Regions from separate parts of the Homo sapiens genome. Here region 2 is linked to region 1. The links are chromatin loops, found by intact Hi-C in ENCODE. Cell type or tissue: mammary epithelial cell. All regions are shown on one strand. Links, peaks and the distances in the headings refer to the core of each region. The heading gives the core; the rest is flanking DNA. Region 1 overlaps LOC105372853 (a long non-coding RNA gene). Region 2 overlaps MICAL3 (microtubule associated monooxygenase, calponin and LIM domain containing 3).

Region 1 (8,856 bases), core at 335-8,334:
TGGGGAGGACCCTAGCACCCAGAAGCAAAGTGAAAGCTCAGTACACTGCAAGACCTGCTGGTAAAGTTAAAGGTTACACGTTGCCCATGCAGGAGGACAGGGGAGAAGGGAGGCATGTCAACCAGAAGCCACCCCACGCCCAGCTTGTCTGCCTTGTTAGGGAGTTTGGACTTTATCTTGAGGTCAATAGAGAGCCTCTGAGAGGTTTTAAATAGGGAGTGTTAAGATCGGATTGAAATGTCAGAGATGTCACTCCTAATGCGATGTTGAGGATGAACTGGAGTGGGCAGGACGCTGGTCAGGAAGACCAGCAAGACTGTTGCAGCAATTTTGGGAGGAATGGAGGTGGCCTGACTAGGAGACGGTAGATTGGTCAAGAGTTTCAATGATGCAAGCAGATAGGACCATTGTTACAGAAGGAAGAAAAGGAGTGAGAAAGTTGGAAAGATAGGATGTTGAGATCAGAGAGTGGAAGATAAAATAGTTTCTGATGATGGCTGGGACCAGGGTGTAGCCTTCAGAATGGAGCTGAAAAATGAGTGGAGATGAAGGTCATGTGACATGAGGTCAAGGATGTGGGAGGTTTCTCCTAGGGCTTTAAAAAAATGTGGTAGAATATATGTAACACAAAATTAACCATCTTAACCTTTTTTTTTTTTTTGGAGATAGAGTCTTGCTCTGTCACCCAGGCTGGAGCGCAGTGGTGTGATGTTGGCTCACTGCAAGCTCCGTCTCCCAGGTTCACACCATTCTCCTGCCTCAGCCTCCCGTGTAGCTGGGACTACAGGCACCCGCCACCAAGCCTGGCTAATTTTTTGTATTTTTAGGAGAGACGGGGTTTTACTGTGTTAGCCAGGATGGTCTTGATCTCCTGACTTCGTGATCTGCCCGCCTCAGCCTCCCAAAGTGTTGGGATTACAGGCATGAGCCACCGTGACTGGCCCCCCATCTTAACTATTTTTAAGTGTATTAAGTACATTGTATGAAGAACATTAAGTGTGTTAAGTGGCATTAAGTACATTCACATGGTTGTACCACCATCACCACCACCCAGCCACAGAACTCTTTCCATCTTGCAAAACAGAAACTCTGTACTCATTAAACAACTCCCCATCCCTCCCCCTCTACCTTGGCCAGCCCATGGCAACCACCATTCTCCGGATTTCTGGCAACCACCATTCTCCAGACTTCTGTCTCTATCAATTTGACCATTCTAAGTACCTCATAAAAGTAGAACCATACAATATTCGTCCTTTTGTGACTTGCTTATTTCACTTAGCACAAATGTCCCCAAGGTTCAACTGTTTTGTAGCATGTATCAGAATTTCCTTCCTTTGTAAGGCTGAATAACATTCCATTGTATATACTCCTTTCTCTTTTAGACTTTTGATTATGGCCCACAACAAGAAAAGTAGTTTACACCATGACCTATTACACATGAAGGTATTATGTCATGGAAATAACCTATTATTGGCATATGTTTTATATTATACATATAATTAAAATAAATATTTTACCCCCAAACCACCTTTCTTACATGTGAAGTACTCTAATATTTTCTTTCTACTCTGTTTCTTTAAAAAAAGATTGCTGGCCACAGTCCTCGAAATCAATTTCGTGACACATTAATGGGTTGTGATTCTGAGTTTGTAAATAGTTGGTCTGTTTGGACATTGAAGTTACCCACGATGATGGCAAGACTTGGAATGAAGTGGTGCCAAAGTCTTCAATGAATATGGAGGGGCAGAGGCACAGCTCCATGCATTTGTCCTCGTGAATGGCCTGTGATTTCAGCACAATCTATTAGGTAAAGGTCCAAACTATCAGTTTACTTCTGGTGTAAACAGGATAATTCACAGATTTGCTGTTTTTCCCCAATGGTCTCCAGCTGGCATGGGTCTTTAATTTATTCACTGCCAGTGACCATTCCCCTCCCTTTTTCCATCCTAGGGAAGAACTAAGTAAACTGCCCTTCTTCACGTGCCCCAGCTCCGTAGTCTGATCTGGAAAAGGGGCAGGGGCACGGGAACCTCAGCAGCAGGTGACTGTGGCCTCCAGACTCTGCCATGCTTCCAAAAGCTCCAGCCATCTCATGGTTGCAAGAATCTCCCAGAGGGAGAGGCCATGTCCAAGGCGACGGTGGGTGGGGTTCAGCCTCCCAGGCTAAGGCTGGGAACGTGCCTTGCCCAGAGGAGAGGGCAGGGTGGGAGGCACTGAGGGCAAGGGTCAGGGCTCCCACAGAGCCAGTGTGTGTGGGAGGAGAACGGGGGTAACTTGTTGTCCTGCCAGTCTAAGAAAGTCAAAGGGTTTCTCGTTGTCTCCCTGAGTCATTACACCCCCAGCTATTTTTGTTAAACATTAACACAAAGTGTCAGGAGAGCTTCACCATTTTTAATGAGCTAATCTCTGTGGCATCCCCATAGAATGAGGTCAGAACAATCACCATCTCAGTAGCAAGGAAAAAATAGGCAGAGGTGGGAAGGGAAATCGAAGGGAAATTCACATTTCATCAAGCAATTACTGACACCCATTCTGCACTGCACTGATATTGCAATATATGATGCAAACAAGACAGTCTCTGCTTTTTTTTTTTTTTTCTTTTTTTTGAGACAGGGTCTCACTCTGTTGCCCAGACTGGAGTAGTGTGCAGTAGTTCAATAATAGGTACAGCCTCCATCTCCTGGGCTCAAGTGATCCTCCCACCTCAGTCTCTTGAGTAGCTGGGACTACAGGTGCCTGCTACCAGGCCCAGCTAATTTTTGTATTCTTTTTGGTAGAGACAGAGTTCTGCCATGTTTCCCAGGCTGGTCTTGAACTCCTGGGCTCAAGTGTCCCACCTGCCTTGGCCTCTGAAAGTGCTGGGATTACAGGCGTGAGCCACCATGCCTGCTGGTCTCTGCTTTTTGAATGCTGACATGCTGACCTTAGATGTGGGGTAGGGATGATCAGACCAAGTATTCTGAATTATGGACTTGGAATTTGCAAAGTCCAGTGATGAGAAAGAACTTGACTTGTTTTATTTATTTATTTATTTAGAGACAGAGTTTCACTCTTGTCGCCCAGGCTGGAGTGCAATGGCGTGATCTCGGCTGACTGCAACCTCCACCTCCCAAGTTCAAGCGATTCTCCTGCCTCAGCCTCCCAAGTAGCTGGGATTACAGACGTCTACCACCACGTCCGGATAATTGTTGTATTTTCAGTAGAGACGGGTTTCACCATATTGGCCAGGCTGGTCTCAAACTCCTGACCTCAGGTGATCCACCCGCCTTGGCCTCCCAAAGTGTTGGGATTACGGGCGTGAGCCACCGTGCCTGGCCAACTTGTTTAGAAAAGTGGGACTGAGGTTAATATCAGGAGTCTAGAGTTCAAGAGTGGACAGCCAGGCAGGACTGATCTTGTCAAGATTTTGATGTGGTTGGATGATATGATCAACAGATCACAGAGAACCCTAGGGCATTGCAATGCTTAGGCTGGGCCATTTGAGCGCCAGCACCTCGCTATGAAACACACTGAGCTGGAGAGTCAATGATACAAGAGCTTAAGGATTTTATAAAACATGACTACATACAGCACTTCATATTAGTCAATGTTCTTTCACAGTAATGATTGCATTTTATCCTTATAACCCAGCAAGGTCAGTATAGTGGGCATTTCCTTATGCTAATACCTCTGTTCTTCACCACCCCACACCCTTTTCCTTGATAAAGATTCTGGGGATTGGAGAGGAAGTAACTTGTTCTGCACTAACCGGAAAAAGAACCTAGACATTCTGACCCAGCCTAGGGCTCTCTCCACTACTTCAGACGCCTCTTTAGCTCGACTCTCCCCTCCAACCCTGCTTTTTCTGCACAGCCCAGTGAGTTCTTGCTTGCTGAAAGAACCTGGCCCAGCCAGGAAAAAGGACACCGGGAGCTTCACATATGTTTGTCTTCAGAGGCAGCGCTCGTGTGCCACCAACATAAATCTGATAGGCACTGAGATCTCGGTCTTCCCTTTTATTCTGGGGAGGGAATTGTGGAGCTTAGGCTAGACCATCCCTGCCACCGGCCAACTCACTGAATCGGTTCCTCTGGGAGGAGCACTGGGAGTTGGGGTGATGTGGTATAGCCGAATTGATGTCCCATTTCTGGGTTAGGATCTGGCCCTGCCATTTACTAGCTTGTAGTGTCAGGCAAATTTCTTAACTTTTCTGAGCTTCAGTCTAATGGCAATAGCCAGGATTATTGTTAAGATTAAGCCTGCACCATAAGCTTCATTCCTTGAATAGCTAGTGTTACAAATGGTGAGCTGTTAGCCCCAGGGAGTTCGGAAGTCTCTGCGGTTTTATCCGGGGGTCCTGGTATTGCCCGCTCTGAGGATGGGTCAGGCTCTGTGGAGATTCCCCACTTAACCTACCGCATCCTGAACACTGGAGGCTGTTGTTCTGGGATCCAAAGCTGCTCCACTGTTGCCCCAGGGCATCCTGACCTAGTGAATTGCCTCCTTTAGAAGCACTACTTTCCCATCCTCCCAGACTAGCTAATTTACTGCTGATGAAAATAGCTTTAACGGAACTTGGGTCCCAGGAAGGCCACCGCTGGCCTAGAGCATAGAATTCCAGGGCAGAAAGGGATTCCAGGGGTCTCACACTCACTCCCAACTCTGATTCCAAGGAGACAATCCCCACAGTGGAAATCTGTTAAAACACTGAGTAAATCAAGATGGTTCCTGCTAATATCTGACTAACGTTTTCTTCCAGCTGTACGTTCCCAACCTGCCTGAACGAGGCCTCTAGGACGGCAGCGTCCAATCACATCTCCCCTCTGCTTTCCTAACTGAATGTTGATATTCTCAGCCTATTTTGCTTGTACAAGTCCCGTCTGTCTGCCTGCCTGCCTGCCTGCCTGCCTGCCTTCCTTCCTTCCTTCCTTCCTTCCTTCCTTCCTTCCTTCCTTCCTTCCTTCTTCCTTCCTTCCTTCCTTCTTTCCTTCCCTCCCTCCCTCCCTCCCTCTCTCTTTCTTTTTTTCTTTCGACAGAGTCTCGCTCTGTTGCCCAGGCTGGAGTGCAGTGGCGCAATCTCGGCTCATTGCAAGCTCCGCCTCCTGGGTTCACGCCATTCTCCTGCCTCAGCCTCCTGAGTAGCCTACAGGCGCCCGCCACCACGCCCAGCTAAATTTTTGTATTTTTAGTAGAGACGGGGTTTCACCATGTTAGCCAGGATGGTCTCAATCTCCTGACCTAACGATCCGCCTGCCTCGGCCTCCCACAGTGCTGGGATTACAGGTGTGAGCCACCGCACCCAGCCAAGTCCCGTTTTTCAAACTCAATTTGCTTCTTGCCTCCAGACCCTCTCTGAGGTTTTGTGTTTCCTCTCCCATTCAGGTGGGGGCTGGGGTGGGAGGCGGGCAGAGGCTGATCCAGCAGTTGGAAAGGGTGCAGCCCAGGTTCTCCTAACTCAGGAAGAGAAGGGGGGAAAGGAAGGCCTTATCCAAGGATATAGCACGTTCTCTTTGGTAAACCAGAGAGACACTTTTGTTTTCTTAGCCACAGAGTGCCCAAGGGGAGCCTCAGGGTACAGGGTGGCAGAGGTGGGAATAAGGACTGGGTGGGGGAGGCCAAGGGAGGGCCTAGAGTGCGGGTGCAGGAGTCAACACTCCAGGACGCAGATGTGCTTGATAAGACAGGTGACTGGCCTGGAAGGTTGAGATCACAGCCTTACTTCTTTATTTTACCTCGCTAGTGGAGACCTGGTTACTCACGAGGCCAAGGGATCCTGATCATTCATTCAAGAAATATTCACTGCCTAGCTAGGTAAGGAGTTAGAAATAAAATGCGCAGCAAAGCCCTGCAGGAGTTAATAGTTTGGTGTGGGATTTGCTTCCGTAAGCAGACGGTGAGCAGGCTGCAATGCAGGTAAGTACAGGGTGCCACAGGAAGATAGACAAGTAGCTCGTCACCCACCTGACAGAGGCAAGGAGAGATTTAGGAAAATCTTCCCAGAAGGGGTGATAATTGAGCTAAACTCTGGAGGGTTAAAAGGGGTCAGCCTGTCCAGGAAGCAGAGAGGGGCTTCCAAGAAGAAGGAGTCATTTGCTTAAAGTCCCAGGTTGAGAGAGGGCAGAGTGGGCCAGGACAGTGGCAGGGTGGGCTTTATGACTGCAGCTGTGGGTATGAGGAGGAGACTAGGAGTGAGAAATGAGGCCAGGAAGGCAGGCAGGGGCTGGGTCCTGAGGGACATGGGCAAGCTGCTTCCAGGAGATGGATGAAATGAGCGTGTGCTCCTTGAAGGAGTCTTCCTGGCTGTGCCCACCAACGGGCAGGCAGTGGCGGCCCCCGTCGGTCAAAGCTGTGTCATCGCTCAGAGGCTTGCTAAGCTGCAAGTCATGCAGGTGCAGGCAGAGGCGGGGGCAGGAGGGCAGAGGTTCTTAGCCAGCATGATGGGGCACAGCTATGTAATTCTCGGGTGGTTTGGGGATAGGAGGATTCTTTCCACACACTCTGACGCTGTCACTCCAAAGTCAGGCATTTCTTCACTTGACAATGGGCACCTGTAGGATGGATGGGGCATGGCAGCCATATCTGCAGCTGTATGCCAGTTGCATTTGGTGCAGAGAGCAGAGGGCAACACTGCTCTAAATTCAATGGCTCTGGAAAGGAGGTGGGGTGAGAGGCAGGAGAGGTGATGACATTGGCATGTGGGTCCTGGCTCCTAAATACCGTGGCTCGCTTTACAATCTGCCGGGTCTTGCATGTCCAAGGAAGTACGCAACCTCGATGTGATGGTCTAAGAGAATATTTTATTGCTACTTGCTATTATTGAGAATTGAAAATGGATCTGACTGGGCAGAGAACACACCAATCCCATCACATCATCCCTGCCACCCATACAGCAGTCTGCTGCTCCCTCTTCATACAAAGTCCTTTATCTGTTTGGCTGCTGGGGTTTGAGAGAAGCAGCAGCATGGCAGGGATTGTCATTTGCTTTGAATTTATTCAGCTCTGATCTATTGGGGTGGTACCATGGTCTCCCCAAATTCAGACAGAAAGGGAGTAGTGAGGATAAGACCCCTTGGTGGGGAGCTTAATGTGGACTAGCGGCTCATCCTGCATGTCCAGGAACTGGATGGCTCCAAGCCAACTGTCTTCCTCAGGGGCAGGGTCTTCTTTAGATCCCCAACACTGCAGTCTCGGCACCTTGCTACTGCCCTGATTTCCACAGACTGGCAGGACGTGATGCATGCCACATTGCACCAGAGTGATCACAGCTGTGGACAATTCTACTAAAACTACTTGCAACTCAGCCACCTGCGCAATCATTTTCTCCCTTTTTGCTACCCTTCTTCTCAATCTTTCACTTCCCTCTCACATTTTGCTAGGCAAAAGAATGACCTAAATTAAGTGCTCCTTCCCTTACCTACTCCTTTAACCCCTCTTTTCCGTTCTCCCTTTCAGCTCTCTCTCACCCGGTTCTTCTCATCCCCCTTCCTCTTCCTGTTCTGCAGCCAGCTGTGCTGGGTCGAGGGGTCAAGGGAGTGACTAAAGTGCCGTGTGTCCTTGTTGGTGGGTTTGACACTTTATCCTCCAAATGCTAAACGGTGCCTCTGCCATCGCACAGTGCCACCAGGTGCCTTGCCCTGTGGTTTACGTTATGCACTGGGGGCACCTTTCACATACAATACAAAGTCCACGGGGCCACTGGAGTTGTGCAGCTCAGCCACCTTGGTTTCAATGTGGCACTCAGAAGCCTCCAAAGCAACAAATCTCTTAGGGGAAAATGGTGGCCTCTTGGTGGAGACCAGGTTCTCAGATGGACGTCTAAGTCTGTGAAAAATGCCTCTATGTACCCAAGTCTCCCTGTTACTGTTAACCTGAGGCTCAGAGCCTTCTGACTCAAAAATCTTCCTACTTAGGCTGGGTGCAGTGGCTTACACCTGTATCCCCAGAACTTAGGGAGGCCAAGGCAGGTGGATCACTTGAGCCCAGGAGTTTGAGACCAGCCTGGCCACCATGGTGAAACTGCTTCAGAGGCTGAGGCACAAGAATCGCTTGAACCTGGGAGGTGGAGGTTGTAGTGAGCCTAGGTGGTGCCACTGCACTCCAGCCTGGGTAATAGAGTGAGACCTTGTCTCAAAAAACAAACAAACAAACAAACAAACAAACAAACACCTTCCTGATCCCCCCTCTCCAGCCTCGCCATCCACTGCTTCCCATGTGACCATGTCTCTGGACAGATGGATGGTCTGGACAGGCCATGTGCTGGCCTGGCTCCACACCCAGCTTCTGAAGGTCTTCTTGATGGCAGCACCTTCTCTCTAGATCGGAATCCATCCTCCTGTCCATCCCTGCTCAGCAACACCCTTGCACCATTCTCCAGACTCTTTTAGAGTCTGCTCCCCTCATTGGGGACAGTTCACTGGTTTCCACTACAGTTAGAAAGAAATCCCTCCTCCTGATCCTTATGAGGCCCTGTGTGCTTTGACCCCAGCCTGGCTCTCCCACCTCCTGCTCCTGCCCTTGTCCACTCTCCTCCCACCACATTGGCCTTCTGCTCGCATGCTCACCACCCTCACACCCCTCTCAAGGCCCCGCACTTGCTGCTGTGACTTCTGCTTGAAGAACTCTTCCCCCAGATATCAGGGGCTGCCAGGAAGTGAGATCTGTAAGGGCAGAAGCCTTTTCTTTTGGCAGAGTCACAATTGCATTCCAAGTGGCTTAGAACAGTGCCCGCCTGGCACATGGTGGGCGACGGGTAAATAAACACTGAATGAAAGGTGTAAGCACACGCTGCCCTATGTTGTCTGTCTCTTTCTTCCTTGCTCCATCTTTCCTTTTCCATCCTCCCCCGAGGGGAAGCCTCCTGAGGGCAGAGATCTGCTC
Region 2 (8,856 bases), core at 320-8,319, 140 kb before region 1:
AAGGTCATCTAGGCCCACCAGCCACCCCACACCTGCCTATCGATGACATGTCAACGGCACCAAGCTGAGCAGCTTGCAATCAATGTTCATTTCTCAAGGATTCGATTTCTGTGTAGAAGACCAAAATAGGCTGGGTGTGGCGACTGATGACTGTAAACCCAGCCCCTTGGGAGGCTGAAGCAGGAGGATTGCTTCAGAAGGAGTTCAAAACCAGACTGGGCAATATAGCAAGACCCTCATCTCTACAAAAAATTAAAAAATTAGCCAGGCATAGATGCACACCTGTCGTCCCAGCTACCCAGGAGGTCGAGGCTGCAGTGAACCATGGTTGCACCACTGCATTCCAGCCTGGGGATGGAGCGAGATCCAGTCTCAAAAAAAAAAAAAAAAAAAAAAAAACCCAAAAAGCAACAAAAAACAAAAACCAAAAAACGAAAACACAATTTCTCTTCTGCCATGGTTCTCAGTTTCTCCACCTTCTCGGCATTCTTCCGCAAGTTTCTATCGGTAATCAATGTCTATGCCCATATCATCTGCCTTCCCTCCAATGATAGCGAGCGACATCTGCCGCATGTCTCGCTGAAGCCAGCCTCTGCCTGTGCTTCTGATCCTGTCCCCGTTCTTACTCAAGCATGCTGCCTCCCACACTGGTCCCTTCCCTGCAGTGATCCTCCCTCACCCCACTGAACTGTCTTCAGCAAGGACACGTCTTTCAACACCCAGTCCTGACCCCACCCGCTCCAACTAACTTACTCTGCTCCCCTTGACAGCAAAACTCGCTGAAAGAATTGTCAATGCTTTGTTCACAACTTTCTCTTCTCCCACTATCTTTGAACCTCCAACAAGTAGACCTTGTCCTCAGCCCTCCACAGAAATGCCTCATCAAGGTCATGAATGACTTCCATGCTGTCCAATCCAATGATCAATTCTCAAACCTTGTTTTCCTCAACCTGTCTGCAGCACAAGTCACAGCTCACTACCGTCTGCCCCCCCACAACCCCACCGGCCTCCAGGACAAGGGGACACTACTCTCTGGGTCCTGCTGTGACCTCATAGCCCCTCTCTGCGTCCTTTGCTGGTCCCAGACCCATCCCAAGCCTCTGCACGTTGAAATGGCCCCGGAATCAACTCAGTCTCTGATCTCTTTTGAAACTACATCTCCTTCTACATCAGTGGCTTTTAAACTGTGATCTGCAGTTTAAAAAAAGAAGTTTCATACTGTGATCTAGGACACAGCTCTCTTTTCACATAAATTTAATTTTTAAAAAATGTTTCATAGGGCAAAATTCCCCTATCAGTTGGCATAAAAGGAAACATTTTACAACAGCCCTTACTACCGAGATATTGTTTTCAATTCTATTTCGTTTTTTGAAAATTGCTGGTGCCCACTGTATTGACTTCATGACCCACGGAGACACAAGCCACTGTGAAAGCTGTGCCCTGGAGGATCCTCCCTCCCGTAGATTTATCTACACAGTATCAATAACCAATGGTGCCTTAATATTTATTTCCTCTCTCCTGAACTTGTGCGACCAATCACTTGTGTGACTTTTCTACCTGGATGTTTGACAGGCATCTCTAGCTTAAAGCACTGGAGGCAACACTCTGATGCCGCTCGCCAGAGCCTGTTCCTTCCCTAGTGTTCTGCATCTTGGTAAACAACACCGCCAGCTACCCGGACACTCAACCCAAAACCTTGCCCCCGTCTGCATTTCTGTCACATCCCACGGTCCGTTCTTCAGAAAATTCTGTGTTCTACCTTCAAATACAGCCAAATCCAACCACTTCTCACCATGTCTTCTCTATCATCCTCATTGAGACACCACCAGCTCTCACTTGCTCATTGCATGAGCCTCCCCTACTTCTGCTCCTCCAAACCCACCCTCCAGAATATTCCACAAAGCAGCCAGAGCATCCATTTAAAACACCCATCAGACACGTTGACTGCCACATCCCAGCCCCAGGTCAGATCCTGCCACCCTCCCCAACACCCTTAGGCCCAGCCACATGGCCTCTCTCCTGCTCACCAAGGCCTCCCTGGGCGGGGCTGCCCTGGCCAGCCATGCAGAGTGCCCCTCGCTCTTCAGGTCTTGGCTCACCTTATCAGAGAGAGCTCTGCTGACCACACCCAGGGAAGAAGGCCCCGCCCCTGCCCCGTCACTCTCGACCCACATCCTGTGGACACTGTGTACAAAGCATGTCCCTTCCCTCTATCTCCCCTGGCAGAGGTAAGCCCAGCTATGAGAAGGGAGTAGAGCATGAGCACACAGTGACTCCAGAGCCTTCTCCTGCTGAGGTGCCCATCCACAGCATGCCGCCCACCCGGATACACCTGCTTTGTCCTCAAGGACAATCAGGAATTGGTAAACTGTCTTCACTAAATTTCCTCAGCTGATTCAGCCATGACTTCCCATCTCAGCCAGCATAAAAGCAAATATAAAATAATGGCCTACAAGGCCCTATAAACGTGTCGTAAACATTTTGGTCTCAGGACTCCTTTATACACTTCAAAGCTAAGGAGGACCAGAGTTCGAGGCTGCAGTGAGCTACGATCATGCCACTGCACTCTGGCCTGGCGGACAGAACGAGACTGTCTCTTAAAAAAAAAACATTGAGGACCCAAAGAGCTATCAATATTTACTATATGTAAAATTAAGACTGAGACAAAATTTCAACATTAATTCACTTTAAAATAACAATTAACATATCTTAAGAAAAAAAAATTACTTTCCAAGACAGAAATTCAGTGAGAAGAGTGACAGTTTTCCACATTTCTGCAAATCTCTTTAATGTGTGGCAGCCAGATTCTCCTGCCTGCTCTGTCTGCAGCAGCAGCACATATCACGTAGCCTCTAGAAAAGGCCACTGTACACACCTGGGCAAACGAGGGTGGGAAAAGCACATAATAGCACTCAGTATTATTACAAAAACAGTTCTGACCTCATGGAGCGCCCCCCAGACCTGCACCCATACACACGCCTTCCCTCTGTTGCCTCCTTTCCTGCCGCCAGCCTCTCCATCCCTGCTGGCCGCAATGGCCTCCCCATGTTCCCCACCTACCAGACACCCTCTCACCTCAGCCTCCGCATCTGCAGCTCCTTTTGTCTAAAAATGCTCTTCCCTCCGATCCGTTCACTCAAAAGATACTAGTGAGCATCTATTATGGGCCGAGGACTCTTCTACGCTCCAGAAATAACAGCAGTGAACAGAGAAAACAAGCTCTGACTTCCAGGGCACGAGCCTTCTAATGCAGCTGACACATATATTCAAATGCCAGCTTCTCAGTGTGGACTTCCCTGGTCACATCGTTTAAACCTGCTCATCCTCTTTCCCTGGTTTTCTCCAAAGCACTTACCACAACTTGACATACTCCAAATGTTTTTGGTTTTTGTGGGTTTTTTTTTTTTTTGAGACAGGCTCACTCTGTCACCCAGCCTGGAGTGCAGTGGCATAATCATAGCTCAGTGCAGCTTCCTCAGCTCAGGCGATTCTCCTGCCTCAGGCTCCTGAGTAGCTGGGACCACAGGTGCACACCACCAAGCATAGCTAATTGTTTTTTACTTGTAGAGATAGGGCCTATGTTGCCCAGGCTAGTCTTGAACTCCTGGGCTTCAAGCAATCCTCTTGCCTTGGCCTCCCACTGGGATTACAGGTGTGAGCCACCACACTCAGCCTCTAAATGTTATTTACTTACAATCCATCTTTCTGCTACAATGTAAGTTCTGGAAGGGTGAGGATTTTTGCCATTTTATTCACTGTTGCGTCCTTGCACCTGGAACAGTCCCTGGACCACAACAGGTGGTGCACAGTGAGGACCACTTGATGAACAAACGGCTGTGTATATGAACTTCTCCAGGCAGAACTGAGTTAGGATATGAGACAGAAGTCGTATCAAATGAAAATGAACTGTGTGCTTTCAGGCAGTGGCACCAGGCTGGGAGTCACAGAGAATGGGACCCCTACAAGGAGAGTCCAGATGGCTTCTGCCCAGCGGGGGAGGTGCTCCCCTGGAGACCTGCCCTTTTTCCATGACCACGACCAGCCCTGGACCTGGCTCACACAGGCTCTGCCCAGCAGGCCCCACACCCAGCTCAGGACCTGTTCTTGCCATCAGAAGAGAGCCTGTCAGGAGCCAGGACCTGGAGGCAGCTTTGTTTCAATAGCCAAATAGCTTCAGTGTAACTGTTCCCTATAAAAAGAAACTGGTTTCTAAAGAACTGCGGTATCAGTGTCAGCAAATGCTATGCAACAGCCCCAGCCCACTACCCCAGAGACGAGTGAAGGACCCATAACACTTCTGATTCCAAGTTACCTGTATGGCTAACATCTGCATGAGAAAGCCACGAAGCTGCCACAAGCCCAGGTGTCAGACAAGGCAACATTTCTTCATTTGAGGCAGGAGGACACAGGACTCAAAGGGTTACTGCGCATTTCATACTTGCTGGGCGGTGACGGAGGAGGCAAGTGAGAGGGAAAGCTGCACGCGTGAAACGCCAGCCTTGGGAGTGGAATGGGGGTGGGACAAAAGCATATTTTCTGCAAGTCCCCGCAGTGAGGACTGATGTGGCTGTACCTGCCCCGTCATCTCCACCCATAGGTGGGGCCCCAATACTGCCTTCTACAATACCCCACTGGTTCCTCCAGCCTGACGCTGTGTCTTGGGGCCCCCAGCCCGTCCCCACCCTCCTAATGACCCTCTTCCGGTCATCTTTTCACTCCCTCTCCAATCTGGCCTCTGTCTCCAACACTCCACTGAGGGTGACGGTGGCTTTCAAGTGAGACAGGCTCAGACGCGTTCCGGTCTTATCTGGCTAGCTCCCTGGCTGCAGCGCTTCCTGGAACCCGCCCTCCCCTGGCTGTGCTCTGTCTCCTGCTTCTGCCCACTCTCCACACCGGCCTCCAGTCTCTCAGCTGCAATTCTTTCATCTGCCGCTCTCAAAAAATTGGATGGCCCTTGATTTTTATCATTCTGACCTTCCTCCAGAGATCCAAAGCTACTAAACATTTCCATTTAGCCATCCACAGGTGCCTCCCACCAAGGAAGTCTACCCCACACGGAGTCAAACCCACCACCCACCAAATGGAAATCTGGGGTCATCTCAGACCCTTCTCTGTTCTCCACTCCTCAACCCAATCTGCTGATTCTAACTTTAGAATGTTCATCTGCCTACCACAATCCTGGTGGAAGCCCCGAGATTCCCAGTGTGAAAGGAAAATAAATCTTGGGGCCCCAAACTCACTAAGCCAAAGGGAAAAGCCAAGCTGGGAAAGGGATCATGCAAACCCACCTTCCATTCTGGTTCCTAAATAAGATGACTACAAAGATGACTCCCTCGCATTTTGCCCACAAGGAAATTCCTTGTGGGCCCCAAGATCTTTACCCTAAAGCATTTCTGTTAAAATTCACCATGGCAATGTAAGTTGACAGCTTATCTTCACAGGTACGGGGACATAAGACAGAACTCAAAGTCATCTCTCTGCCCACCTGTGACAAAGGCATATCTGATTGTTTCCTCTGCTCTATTGTCTATGTTATCTCATGTAAAAAGGCAGATTCAGAGTCAAAGGCATGAATGACTATTTTTCCCTTCCCTCAACATGAAAACTGTGTATTTCACAATATCCCACTCTTTCTCCCTTAAATACTGAAGCTCTCAAAATCATCTTCGGAGAAAGGCATAGAACTGTCTCCCGGGTATGCAACCTTAACTTTGGCAAATGTATCTCTTAAAATGACTAAGACTTGAGACTGGCCTTGGTCATTTCCCTTGACTGACACTAGCTTGGACTAGCACAGCTGCCTCTTAATCTTTTCTTTTGTGTGTGTGATGGAGTCTTGCTCTGTTGCCCAGGCTGGAGTGCAGTGGTGCGATCTCAGCTCACTGCAACCTCCATCTTCAGGGTTCAAGTGATTCTCCTGCCTCAGCCTCCCTAGTAGCTGGGATTACAGGCATGTGCGACCACACCTGGATAATTTTCATATTTTTAGTAGAGACGGGATTTCACCATGTTGGCCAGGCTAGTCTCGAACTCTTGGCCTCAAGTGATCCACCCACCTCGGCTTCCCAAAGTGCTGGGATTACAGGTATGAGCCACCGCGCCCGGCTAGCTGTCCCTTAATCTAAACTCGCTCCAATACATCCTCCACGAGTGCCAGAGGGGTCTTTTGTAAGGGCCAATGTGACCCGTTTCAGCCTCTGCTGACACTAGGAAACAATCCAAACCCTCAGCAAGGCCCAAAAAGCTGACTTCTCTCACTACTATTAATAGATGCAACCCATCCTCTCAGGTTCCCAGCATGCACCACACTTTTACGTGTTCCTCACCTCTGCCGCCTCCTCACCTTTGCCTACAACGCCCCTCCTGCACTTGAGACTGCAGCTCAGCATTCCGGACCTCACTAAAGCGACCCCGCCCACCCCAGCCCCAAGCAGCCAATCACCTTTTCCCCTGTGTTCCCTCCCACCTGGGTGCGTGCCTCCCCTTCAACACTCCTCACTTGCTCTGGAATTAAGTCCAGGTCTGCCTACCCGTTTGTGTTTGGGTCTGGCTAGGTAGAGGAATTCACGTTCATGTTTGCACGTAGTACAGATGCGGGCAGATGCCAAGAAAGAAGGAAAAAGATAAACAGAAGTCTCGCCTGGGCCATAACATCTAATGTCACAGAACTACACAAAAGGAGAAAGGGCATTTGCATGATGATTAACTTGTTACTAACTTGTTGGACAATTTAGGGGGTGTAAGAAGGACCAGGAAGCAGCCACAGTTGAGTTCCCTAAGGCATATTAGGAGTCTGAATGGCTCCTAATTATGAAAACAACAGGACTGTTGTTTTCTGTTCACATTCCAGGATGATCCTCACCTTTTTCAGACACTAAGTCACTGGTATTATGATGTTGAAGCTCCCAAGAGTTAGAATGGCTGAAGGGAAGACTCATGCCCACAGGCTTCTTAGAGATGCAAATGGCTCGGGACGAAAGAAAACCAGGTTCAAGTGTATGCACCAGGGCACAGGCTTGGTGAGCACAGCCTTGTTCCAGGAGGGTCCTTATTCTCCAATAAGGTAGCTGTGCATGCTCAAACCCAAGCAGTGTGTCTTGGTTCCAAGCCACAGAAAGGAATGGGGAATGAGGGCTAGCTAGCTCCAAGGCCATGGTTTTCTTCAACTATTTTCATGGAGAAAATCTCAGTTGTTCTCTCCAAAGCAGAAATAAATCTAGACAACTGACCCTAAACCAGCTCAGTGGAATGTATTTTCCCTTGAAATTAGCTTAAAAGAGTATGGGACTTAGGCATGATTCATCAGTGGATCAAATGCTTCTCCAAGCCAAACCTCTCCCTCTGCTGATTCCCGCTGACCCCTGAGATCACTCCCCCAGCTACACCCCTCACCACACCACTTCCATGGGAAGGAGGATCCATTTGGTTGGAAATGAAACATTCAGAGAAAGTGAGTAACAAGCTTGCTTTCTTCTGCTCAAGGAATACTGCAAATTCCCCAAGCTACACTCAGGCAGGGTCTTGAAAGTCCACAGCCCACAACTTCTCCCCACTTATGCACCCCTTGCCCTAGGGGTGACCCTACCCTGTCCGGAGCATATTGAACTATAGCCAAAACTGTGGTTTCTTTTCTCCCAAAGACCAGTTGCCAAAAACCAACTGCCATGACCTCTCTGGGCTCCAAAATTCCAACTGCTCTGGGCTCCAAGCCAGCAACCTACCACATTTTTTTTCTACAGAAGACTTATTAATCTTTACTCAATTCAGCACCAATAAGATTAGCCAGTGTAGAGCCAGAGGGGCTACCAGCTCCATTCCACATCTACCCTGGACTAAGATGCCAGCACCTGATGGCCAAAAGGCCCAGGCCACCTTCTGGTACCTGCTGGGGCCCAGTGGCAGTCTCAGGTCCTGAGCTGGGCTTTGCCCACCCCTTGGTTTTCTAAAGCACTTGTCTAGTTTGCTACAGGCACAGGACTACTGTTCATTGGCCTGCTGGCTCTGGGATACACATTCTTTGGCTTGCTCCAAGGACTGAAACCTAAAATCTGGGCAAACCCCAGTGTTCCCTAAGGGATATTAGAAAGTGTTACTGCTGTGACCCTCTTGCCAACTGTGGCTTACACAAGTCTAACTCCAGGGAAGCCATCTGTGTTAGTCCATTCTCATGCTGCTAATAAAGACATATCTGAGACTGGGTAATTTATAAAGGAAAGAGGTTTAATTGACTCACAGTTCAGCACGGCTGGGGAGGACTCAAGGAACTTATGATCATAGTGGAAGGGGAAGCAAACACATCCTTCTTCACATGGCAGCAACAAGGAGAAGTGCAGCACGAAGAGGGAGAGAAGCCCCTTATAAAAGCATCAGATCTCAAGAGAACTCACTATCACAAGAAAAGCATGGAGGTAACCGCCTCCATGATTCAATTACCTCCCACCAGGTCCCTCCCACGACACGTGGGGAATATGGGAGCTACAATTCAGTATGAGATTTGGGTGGGTACACAGCCAAACCATATCACCATCCTTATGGGAAGGCCACCAAAGGACACCGTCAGTCCTCTCACAAATCCTGGAGAGCTCTGTGTCTGCAGTCAAGCTCCACAGACTCCAACTCACCAGGGCACAGCCAGCGGATCAGGCACATCTCACCCCTCGGACCAGTTCAGGTACAGATTAAATATACCGCCTTGAGAAATACCACTCACTGGGGCAAGGAAAAGCCAATGTACTCTGTTCAACTTAAATAAATATTTGATATAGATACAGGTTGGGCATCTCAAATCTGTAAATCCAAAACTGGAAATATTCCAAAATCTCAATGTTTTTGAGCATCAACAGGACACTCAAAGGA

The links. Peaks named below come from ENCODE experiments on the same cell type or tissue, not always from the same donor. Only the 100,000 strongest peaks of a DNase experiment are listed, where the experiment ranks them.
Region 2: a loop joins it to region 1, with 4 times the contacts of the local background. A loop is called at or near these places in 41 of 110 quality-filtered maps.

Annotation. Positions count from the first base shown.
Region 1 is chr22:18,059,120-18,067,975 of GRCh38, forward strand. The region is part of intron 1 of LOC105372853 (a long non-coding RNA gene); the gene reads left to right. Among named protein-coding and RNA genes, the nearest start is that of PEX26, 14 kb to the right of the region's middle. RefSeq lists an enhancer at 2,118-2,618 and a silencer at 6,316-6,405. In mammary epithelial cell, for the core only: no CTCF peak of the experiment used is centred there; DNase peaks (open chromatin) are centred at 2,392, 3,462 and 4,372; H3K27ac peaks cover 3,008 bases.
Region 2 is chr22:17,915,682-17,924,537 of GRCh38, forward strand. All of the region lies in intron 1 of MICAL3 (microtubule associated monooxygenase, calponin and LIM domain containing 3), which reads right to left. Among named protein-coding and RNA genes, the nearest start is that of MIR648, 61 kb to the right of the region's middle. In mammary epithelial cell, for the core only: a CTCF peak has its summit at 4,595; DNase peaks (open chromatin) are centred at 3,370 and 4,800; H3K27ac peaks cover 666 bases.